2 separate regions of the Homo sapiens genome follow, and region 2 is linked to region 1. The links are chromatin contacts, found by Hi-C or POLR2A ChIA-PET in ENCODE. All regions are on one chromosome and are shown on one strand. The core of a region is the stretch at or near the end of the contact, and the rest is flanking DNA. Distances in the headings are between cores, read along the strand shown. Region 1 overlaps PEAK1 (pseudopodium enriched atypical kinase 1). Region 2 holds the start of PEAK1 (pseudopodium enriched atypical kinase 1).

Evidence for each region. A loop is a pair of places that touch in the nucleus more often than their neighbours do. ChIA-PET counts read pairs that join two places held with the same protein, here RNA polymerase II (POLR2A). Pooled maps may share reads with other maps.
Region 2: a pooled map shows a loop between it and region 1 (6-fold over the local background). The contact joins the promoter of PEAK1 here to the enhancer-like site in region 1. A Hi-C loop is called at or near these places in 2 of 50 pooled maps. POLR2A ChIA-PET finds 5 or more read pairs at or near these places in 2 of 52 experiments (AG04450 and BJ).

Annotation. Positions count from the first base shown.
Region 1 is chr15:77,141,394-77,146,437 of GRCh38, reverse strand. The region is part of intron 8 of PEAK1 (pseudopodium enriched atypical kinase 1); the gene reads left to right. Among named protein-coding and RNA genes, the nearest start is that of TSPAN3, 73 kb to the right of the region's middle. Within about 2 kb of position 2,242, at least 4 of the 41 ENCODE cell types and tissues checked have a DNase peak (open chromatin) inside an H3K27ac peak, as active enhancers do.
Region 2 is chr15:77,417,248-77,422,291 of GRCh38, reverse strand. It overlaps PEAK1 (pseudopodium enriched atypical kinase 1), which reads left to right and starts at 2,188. Exons shown (of 10, transcript NM_001385026.1): 1 at 2,188-2,286. It overlaps HMG20A (high mobility group 20A), which reads right to left and starts at 1,404. Exons shown (of 10, transcript NM_001304504.2): 1 at 1,288-1,404. RefSeq lists enhancers at 903-952, 1,343-1,392 and silencers at 1,843-2,162, 2,413-2,582, 2,593-2,802.

The DNA of each region.
Region 1 (5,044 bases), core at 993-3,492:
AGCCAGCTGCTATACGACTGACATTCTTTAAAATGGTCTTTATATCTGTTTATTTGAGGCTAAACCCAAAGTTTTCTTTGGAAATCAGGTTCGTTTTATTGTTTGGCATGAAGTTGATATCCCCTGTGATTTGCCAGTTGTTGCTTATATTTGACTATGGTAGGCCTCAGCACAGTAATAATGCCTAGGTAGATTAGGCCCCTTCCTCCTAAGCTGCTGATGCCTGCTGGAGGGGGATGATGCACTGAGCGCTAGGTTCAGCCAATGAGATACCCTATTCATTTGACAAGGCTGCTGCACAGTGATGGTGTGTGGTTTATAAACTCTTTGTATTCCCCGCTATGCACTAGTGGAGGCGATGGTCTCTTATTTTGTTCTCCCTTCTCTTTCTCATCTGTATTACTTGTTTTGAGCCCTGGGGAGAAAATTAGGGACGAAGATTGAAATTATAGTTTAAATAGGAAGATAAGTTCTATTTATTTGGGTTTTAATGCTTTTATTCAGCAAACATTTGTTGAACACCAACTATCTCCCTGGTACCAGGCTAAGTGCTGGGAATACTAATGTATTTTTCAAGGACTTCTGATCTTTGGGAGAGATAGACATGGGGCTGGACTCTTAGGACCATGATAGTTGCTGTGATGCAGATATTTAAAGGTTTAATGAAAGCCTTTGCCTGGAGGAGTCTGGAAGAGGGTCACAAAAGGCATATCTTTTACTTGTAGCAAATGGAGAGCCACTGAAGAATTTTGAGTAGAGGCACAATCAGGATTTTTTAAAAGATTCTGTGAGCTACCTATGAGATGACAGGAGGCAGAGAGATCAACCAGGAAATCATGCTACTCCTGCACAAGTGGGTCATTGTTAGTGTTCTTTATCCCTAGCACCCTAAGACTGTAATGATTACCTACCAGGTCATAAGCAAACATTTGTTTGCTTTCCAGAACATGATATAGGGCCCGTCAGTCTGAAGACATTTTTTTTTTTTTGAGATGGAATCTCACTCTGTAGCCCAAGCTGCAGTGCAGTGGCATGATGGTGGCTCACTGCAACCTCCACTTCCCAGGTTCAAGCGATTCTCATGCCTCAACCTCCCGAATATCTGGGACTACAGGCACATGCCACCACCCCCAGCTAATTTTTTGTATTTTAGTGGAGATGGGGTTTCACCATGTTGCCCAGGGTGGTCTCGAACTTCTGAGCTCAGGCGATCCACCCACCTCGGCCTCCCGAAGTGCTGGGATTACAGGCATGAGCCACCGCACCTGGCCTGAAGACATTTTTAAGTGGGGAGAAAGTAAAGAGGTAGATTATGGAAGCTCAGAAAAAGAGAAAAGTAAGTTTTGAGTGTGGTTTAGTCAAACATATTTGTCCAAAAGAATGTTTTTAGCATATAGCAAGGCAAGATTTAGAACACAATCTATTTTTTTCTGTTTAGAACACTGGTATGCCACAAAAATGTAGAGTATGTGATGTTATATTAGGCCTGCTGAAAGCTGAGCTTGGTGTCTGGTCCCAGGGGCTTGACAGGAATGTACAGGATTAAAAGTTTAAAATAAAAACAGCTAAGATACCAAGCTTTTAAAACATTGACCCAAATGATTGGAATTCAGTTAGGAGAACTTGTCTTTCTTGGAGGAAAAAAACTAAAAGCGCAAACCAGTTTTAGACTTAGGAGAATGGCTTGACCTACTTGCATGGGCTGTGGAATGTTTGTGGTTTCATTTGGAACGCATAAGTTTCTGATTCTCATGTGGAAATCTCCTTAGCTCCCAGGAGATCGTATCCTGCTATTTGGGAAGAGAAGCCACATTACTTATCTTTATTTCCTTGCTACCTTGGCTGTCCATTTCCATTTTGAATTGATGACCAACTCTGTTGACTCTGTCTCTCAGTCCAGCAGCCACTTACTGCATACCTGCTGTGCGCCTTACATCACATCAGGTTCTGAGGGGATGTAAAAACACACACTTTATAAAAGGCTAAAAATGCTTTAGTAAAGCAAAAAGTGCTAAGAGAACACAGAGGAAGAAGCTGTGGCTTCCAGTTTGAGGTGGAGGAGTAGAGAGTAGGGAAGGCTTCATTTGGTAAGTGCCATTTGAGCTAGGCCAAGGACAGACACCCTTGCTAAGGCAAAAATGTAAAAATAAAAATATGGAACATATTAACAGGAAATGAGTGATTCATAGGAAGGGTTGATGAGAAATAGTGGTAGATAAGACAGAGAGCCTTGACCAACTTGCTGAGGAGTTTGAACTTCATTCTCTAGCTGGCAGAAAGTCACACGATCAGCCGTTCTTCACCTCCTCTGATAAGCATTAAAGAGCTGCTGATGATGATAGACCTTCTCTCCCTTGTCAGTTCTGAGGTTATAAAAGAAAAAAAGGTACTTTTGGAATTCTCCATTTCTCTCATGTCTGTGATTATTTTTGTTTCTTCTAATTTGGAGAAATGGGCAGAACATGGCTGCCCATAAAGCTTCTTACAGGGCCCACACTGGAATAGGTAAGAATAGGTTCATGTTCTAGTTTTCTTATTTATTCCATTCTGCTCTCAGCCCAGATTCTTTGCTTGGTCTTGGGTACACAAATGAGACACAGTCCATTCCCTCAATGAGCAAACCAGTAGGGAATTCAGAATGGAACACAAGTCAAGGGTTGTAAGTGCTTACAGAGAAATATTCACAGGGTCTATCTGAGGGCCCAAGAAAGGTCAATTCTGGGGAGTGGAGTAAGAAATATTCCCTAGAAGCAGAATATTTAAAGATGAGAGGAGTGGGAAACTATTCCTGGAAGAGGATCAGCATGAGCAAAGACACAAAGCACAAAGGAAGCGTAAAATTGGCCAAGAGTGCTGGAGAAACCGCAAGTAGTTTGGTGGCTCTGACTTAGGATATAAGAGGAAATGCGACGAGAAACAGGTATATCGGGGCCAGATCATGAAAGGCTCACTTTCTTTGCTTGAAGACGATCTTTAGGACAGAATTTTTTAAAGCAGAGAAGTGTCATGAAATGCTTTGGCGTTTGAAAAACATCTCTCTAGTGGTTTGTGTGGTGAGGGAGGTAAAACTGGAGACAGCAATAATAGGAGACTGTCACAGTTGTCAGGCAAGGATGATAGGGCCTCAGCTGGTGCAATTCACTGCTTCTAACCTTCTCCGTGGTGCTTCATCTCTGAAAGGTCTAGGTAAGCAACTGAAAAATTAGGACTTATTACAAAGCATACTTCTGTTGTCTTGTAAATAAACCATGGTCTGACGTCTCACATTAGCCAAGAGAAAATAGGGCTGGGGCAGCTTTGGGAAGGAGACCCCACCATCACAGGAAACATTCAGTAAATGCCAAGCCCCTACATCCTTAGTTAAGGGCACAGAGGAATGAGAAGATAAGACTGGAAACTGAATTGATGGTTGTTTCTAAGAATGGATTGTTGATTTTCTTTATTGAGATATAATTTATATTCCATAAAATTCACCCTACTAAAGTGTGCAATTCAGTTAGTTTTAGTATATTCACAGAATTTTGCAAGCATCACTAATGTCTAATTTCAGAGCATTTTCATCATCCCAAACAGAAACCCATTAGCAGTCACTGTCCATTCTCCCCTTCCCCCAGCCCCTTACAACAGCTAATCTACTTTCTGTCTCTATGCCTTTATATATTTCTGGAAATTTCATATAAGTGGAATCATATAATATGTGGTCATTTTTGACTGACTTCTCTCACTTAGCATAATGTTTTCAAGGTTTTTCCATGTTTTCAAGGTTTTTCCATGTTTTAGCATACATACATCAGTACTTCACTCCTCTTATGCCTGAATAATAGTCAATTGTATGGGTGTACCACATTTAATTTATCCATTCATCAGGTGATGGACATCTGGTTTGTTTCTACTTTTTGGCTATTATAAATGCTGCTGCTTATGAACATTTGCATATAAAGTTTTGGTGGACATGTTTTCAGTTGTCTTGGGTATATACCCAGGAGTCGAAATGCTGGGTCAAATAGTAACTGTATGTTTAACTTTTTGAGGAACTACCAAAATATTTTCCAAGATGGTGGCACCATTTTAGATTCCTACTAGCAATGTATAAGCATTTGAATTTCTCCACATCCTCACCAACACTTGCCTGTGTGTTTTATTACAGCTAACCTAGTAGATGTGAAATGATGTCTCAGTTTGCATTTACCTCATGAGTGATGATGCCAAACATCTTTCCACACACACTGGCCATTTATATATCTTCTTTGAAGAAATAGCTATGCAAATCTTTTACCCATTTTTACTTGGGTTATTTATCTTTTTCAAAAGAGTTCCTTATATATTCTGAATATAAGTCTCTTATCAGATATGTAATTTGAACATATTTTCTCCCATTCTGTGAGTTGTCTTTTTTACTTTCTTAAAGATGTCCTTTGAAGCATAAAAGTTTATAATTTTTATTGACTTCCAATCTACTTTTTCTTTTGTTACTTATACTTTAGGTATCATATCTAAGAAACCATTACCTAACCCAAGGTTGCAAAGATTTATTCCTACGTTTTTTCTAAGAGTTTTTAGTTTTAGCTCTTATATTTAAATTTTTCATACATTTTTAGTTAATTTTTGTGTATAGTGTGAGGTAGGGATTCAATAGCATTATTTTGCTTGAAACTGTTCTTTCCCTGTTGAATTGTTTTGGCAATCTTGTCAAAAATCAGTTGGCCTTAAATATAAGTGTTCACTTCTGCGCTCTCAAATATATTTCATTCATCTATATTTCTATTCTTACGCCAGTACCACGTACTCTTGATTACTATAATTTTGTAATAAGTTGGAGTTGGAAAGTGTAACTTTTCCAACTTTATTCTTTTTAAAGACTTTGACCACTCTAGGTTTCTTCTATTTCCATATGAATTTTAGGATGAGCCTGCCAGTTTCTGCAAGAAGTCTAACTGGAATTTTGATAGGGATTACATTAAATCTGTAGATCAATTTTGGGAATATTTCCCTTTTAACAATATAAAGTCTCTGATCCATGAGCATAAGATATCTTTCCATTTGC
Region 2 (5,044 bases), core at 939-3,438, 280 kb before region 1:
ATTAAGTACAATCCCAAAAGAAAAAGTACACAGGCCTTATTACTTCAAAAATTCTTGCAAGACAATACAGTTCTAGGTTCACTGATATATATACTAAAATTACTAACATTCAGATTTCACAAAGTAAGCTTCAAATAGATTGATTCCTTCAATACACAGACACACACCCTTCTAAGTATTGTGTTATCTGACAACAGAACCAAGGAATCAAAATTATTGAGTGTTTATTACCGCCTCACATATAGTTTATTAAAAATGAGCTACTGAAAACCAGAAAGTTCTTATTGACCTTTTGTCCTTTGTGAGCCAACTTTTTCCTGTTTAGAATCTGAGCTGAGTCTCATGACCCTTGCTTTATACTTTAAAACCACAAAGAACAGATACCATTTAAAAATCAGTGATGAATTAAATTACAAAGGAGGAAAATGTAATAAAATACAACTTTCAAAAATGTTACGTGTAAGCTACACATAAGAATTTTTAAGGCTGAAGAAGCTGTTCTCAGGCACAGGGCAAAACCTGTAGCCCAAAATCAACAGTCCTAATAATTTAAGATGTCAATTTTATCAGTTAAGGTAACCTCAAATTTGAGTACTTCAGTGTGATACTTTCATTCTGCTAAGATGAAAATGCCCCAGATTTTATGTAAAATATTCAGTCCCCTAAATAAAAAGTTATCTCCTTAAAAGAGAAGCTAGATTTCCTGTTGCATGTCAAGGCAGAGGGCACCACACTTCACCCAGCCAAGGCTGGACTTGAGTAGGGGTGCAGGTGTTGGCAATTCATCAGTCACACAAGCTATGTCGTCTTGCAAAGGTGCATAGAGATTTTTAACAAGGGCTTTCGAATTCTTTGAAGAAAACACAGACAATTTTGCTGGGGAGGAAATGCTCCATATTCCACGTGGAAGCAAACTCATAAATTCTGACTGCAGGTTGGTGTTCAGCACAACTTGGAATAATCTAACTTTTCACATAAAACACAATCCCCAAGCTGCAAGATAATGTCTCCGCGAATGGCACCAAGCACCACCTTTTCAAGCCCTCATCAGCACTGGAAGTGGGTCGGACACCCCCAAACCATCACCACCCCCCCACAGGAAGTGAGGGTGTCCCCCCTCCCCAGGACGGCCTTCCTCCCCTCCCCCAACCGGAAGTTGAGGCGCCCCCATTCAGCCGGCCTCCAACTGAGACAAACCAGTACCACCACCACCAAAAGAGGGGTGATCTTCAAGGGGTGAAGGGCATCTCGACTGGGGCCACCCCCAAGCTCGCCTTGCTTACTGACCTGCTGACGACAGGGGCAGGAAGGGGCCTAGGGCCAAAAGAAAGTCCCTTCCACAGAGGACAATTCCCTCAGCCCCTCTCAATCGCCTTCACTTCACGCACTCGTCGTCTCACAGCTGGACAAAAATTCTTCCGCAGCACTTTATTTTGGTGTCCTTTCCTTTTCTTTACCTAATCTCTTAACCACCTTTCCACAGGTAACTCCTCTTACCGCATAGCATTTACAATTGCTCCGGTGAGAAGAAAAATGAAATATTTTCCACGGTACCTTCACAAAAATGAAGGGATTATTTTGCCCCAATGCGGCGAAGGACTACGTGGTTACGCAAGGTGAGCCTTATTTTCGTGGAGGTTTCTGGGAGATGTAGTTTTTTTTTTTTTATTGCGAAGGCCCGCAGAAAGTAGAAGAACTGAAATTGGTCATGACTACATATTAGCGTCCTCGAAAACATATTCTGTATTCGATGACGGCTGACCTAGCGGGCCCCGACGCCCAAATGGGCCCAGACTCCCCTGGTCTTTTCCTCTGCGGCTTAATCGAACCCAAATTTTCCCTCACGCGGGCCCAAGGTCTCGGCAGCCCCGCCCCTTGTCTTAGCCCCGCCCTCCGCAGCCAATCAGGCACCCTTTAGGTCTCGTCCTCTGGAGGTTGGAAGGCAGAGAGGAGGGGCCTGGCGGTGACTCCTCCCGCTGGGGCTGAGGGAGACCTGGGAGACGACCGGGGCCCGTGAGCGCGCGCGTGCTCACGGCTCCAGGAGCGCGGCGAGCGGGCGAGGGCGCGCGCGGAGGGGCGGCGCGCGGGGCCGAGAGGAGGCGGGCAGGCTGGTGGGCTGGGCGGGCGGCGAGCGGCCGGGAGCGCGCGGTGGACTCGGCCGCGGCGAGTAGTTAGTTAGTTGTTGTTAGTCAGTGTCAGTTGCTCGGCGGCGGCGGCCGTGGTCACCAGGAAGGGGACGGGACGGACGGTGATGGTGGTCGCCGCGGCGGCGTGTGCGCCCCTCAGGTAACAGCGGCCCGGCTGTCCGCGTCCGCTCGGTTGTCTTCTACTCACGCGCCGTCTGTGGGACCAGGGTTGCCGCGGGTTGAGGGCGCTGACCCGGGGGAATCCGGGCGGGGCGGCGCGGGTTCTGGGTGGCGGCGCGGGTTCTGGGTGGCGCCGCCGCCGGGGCTCTGGCGGCCGGTGCGTCCCGCCCGGCGCGGGCTCTAGCTCCCCGGCCACCCCCGCGCCCCGCCGGTGCCGCGCGCCCCCTGCCGCCCCTGCCCCCTCCCTCGGCGGCGGCCCCGGGAGCGCGACGCCCCCCAGAGGAAGGAAAGTTGGGACCTGCCGCGAGGGACGCCCCCGGGCGCGGCTGGGAGGTTGCGGGGGAAAGTGAAGCCTGGAGGAGCTGGACGCGGGGAGGCCGGGGCAGGAGGGGCTTCTCTGGCTCCTGCCGGGTCCACACGGTCAGCCCGCTCCCGCACCCGGGAGCATCGGCGCAGCCTCGCCGGCAGCGTCGGGACGGAGCCGGGTGGCTCCCTGCCTGCTCCCTTCGCGCCGCGGCTGGGGAGCCCGCGAACGTGTGGGCTGGCGGGGTCGTTTGGGGGTTGTGAGTGGTTCGGCTGCTCAGTTTTTTTCTTTTCTGCCCTTTGACCCATCCGTTCTTGCAACTTTTCTTTCCTCCTTCGATGGGGACTTGCCGTCTGAACCGCGTCTGCCCCCTCCCCTCTCGTCGCATGCACCATCCGTCTGGGAGCTTGATTTCGTTTTTTCCTCCTTTGGCTACGTTAAAGATTGCTGAGAGCACCGGGAGAGACCCTCCTCCCCCGCCTGCCTCTGGCCTGTTAAATGTTACTTTTTGCGATTCGTTGTTTTTTAAAGATCCAAGTTCAGGAATTTGAGAGCTGTGGAATGGAGTTATTGGAAGGCTGACGTTGAGGGGGTAGTGATGAGTTAGAGGAAAACTATGATTTCATCTTTATTGGCCTTGCTATAGAAAACCTAATTGATTTTTTTTCTGCCTCTGTTGAATGTGGTAAGATCATACGTTGAATTAAATACTTAGAGACTTACATAAAAGACTATTTTTAGGTCATTGGATGATGTACGTGAACAGCTTTTCACCTGAATTGGGATTGCCTTGAGGATTCTGTTTTGGGGCCTACTTACTGATTTTTGTTCAGCCACAGCGTCTTTTTTTTTCCCCCGATAAATGAAGTGATGTAGTGATGTGTATAGTCAGAGAACCCATATTGCTCTCTGCAGTGTGGAAGTGAAAAACGTGAATTATCCACCGGGGTAAAACTTTCCATGAGCAATCTTGGATACTCACTTCATGATGGCTTCTCTCGTAATCTCAGAGCATTTCTAGATAGCTCAATTCACTGACGACCCTAATTACTTTCTGACTTGCCTGGGACTTCTCTTTGGTGACTTATTTAGTAAACTGTAATGGCAGATATGGTACATTTTCTTGGCTTCAAAGTTGAGGGTTATAGCCTCAGCCCAGAGATGAACAATGGAAGTAGAAGTCATAGCATTGCTAGTGAATTTTGGATATGACCAACTCACAAACTATGTGAAAAAACAAACATCCCCTTTTCATTGCTGTCGGGGGGGAAAGGGAAATATTTTATCATGTCTTTATTTTGGATTCTCTAACATGACTACATTATGTGGGAAAAAATGTCAAATTATTTTCTTTAAGGCTTTTTAATGTATGTTCCTTCTTTTCCCTCACTACCCCCCATCTCCTGTCCCAACTTAGAGGCTAAAATTTATGTGTGGCTGTGTTCTAGGGTTGGAAGAGAAGTGTTTTGGTGAAAGAAAAAGATAAGATCACTTTGAACTATTATGATACCTCAACTATTCGTTTTATCCAGTTGATAGTATACAGAAACTTTCACAATAATGTTTGTAGCCTATTAACATTCAAAATTCATTTTTAAGAGTCTACCCTGAAGGCCCATGAAGAAATAATGCCACTTCATAACTGTTTGCCGACAATCACATTAAAAAATATGTTCCTGGAATGCATTATACGTGTACTCATATAAACATTTATCTTTGTACATTTATGGTAATGTAAATATTTAAGTCTGAGAGCTTAAAAACTTTTATTTGCTTATTTGCATACATGTTTTTCAACATCTAGCAGTGCCAACCATATTTGCCAAATAAGCATCAGCTATAAATTCATGCTTTGGCACATTTCATATAATAACTCTTCTAAATTGTTCCGTGGTGAAGCATCATGAGATTAGCATTTGCTTCATGAGAGAGATTTGTTGTTCTTTTTAACTGTACTGATGTGCTGTTTAAGTGGAACGGGTGCTGGGCCCTAGCCATTTGTGTTGATACCTGCCAAATCATACCCTTTTGTTGGATGGGTTGTTTAAGTAATTTAGTAACCAAACTGTGGCCCCTGGCATGCCAAGTGTGAGTACAAGGCTCCATATCAGTGTTGCAAATCCCTGTTTTCAGTGTAAGAGGCAGATGTGTGTGATGAGCGTTATTCTGTCATTTGCTGATCTCTTTACTGTGATTCCTACCTCTTGCCCCCCTCCCCCCCCGCCCCGCATCCCCCCACCCCACTCTCCTTCCTAGTCCTTTCATTACTAAAGCTCCTGGTACTTTCTAGGTTCCCTCAAGGCTGGTTTGTTTTCCTTAGTGAAGTAGAAATCCTAGTAACCTTCAGGCCAGGAATAGATAGTTTACATTTGTTTGACAAATGTTTGAGTACCTTTTAAGTGCCAGGCATGGTGGTAGGTAGGACCTGAGTATT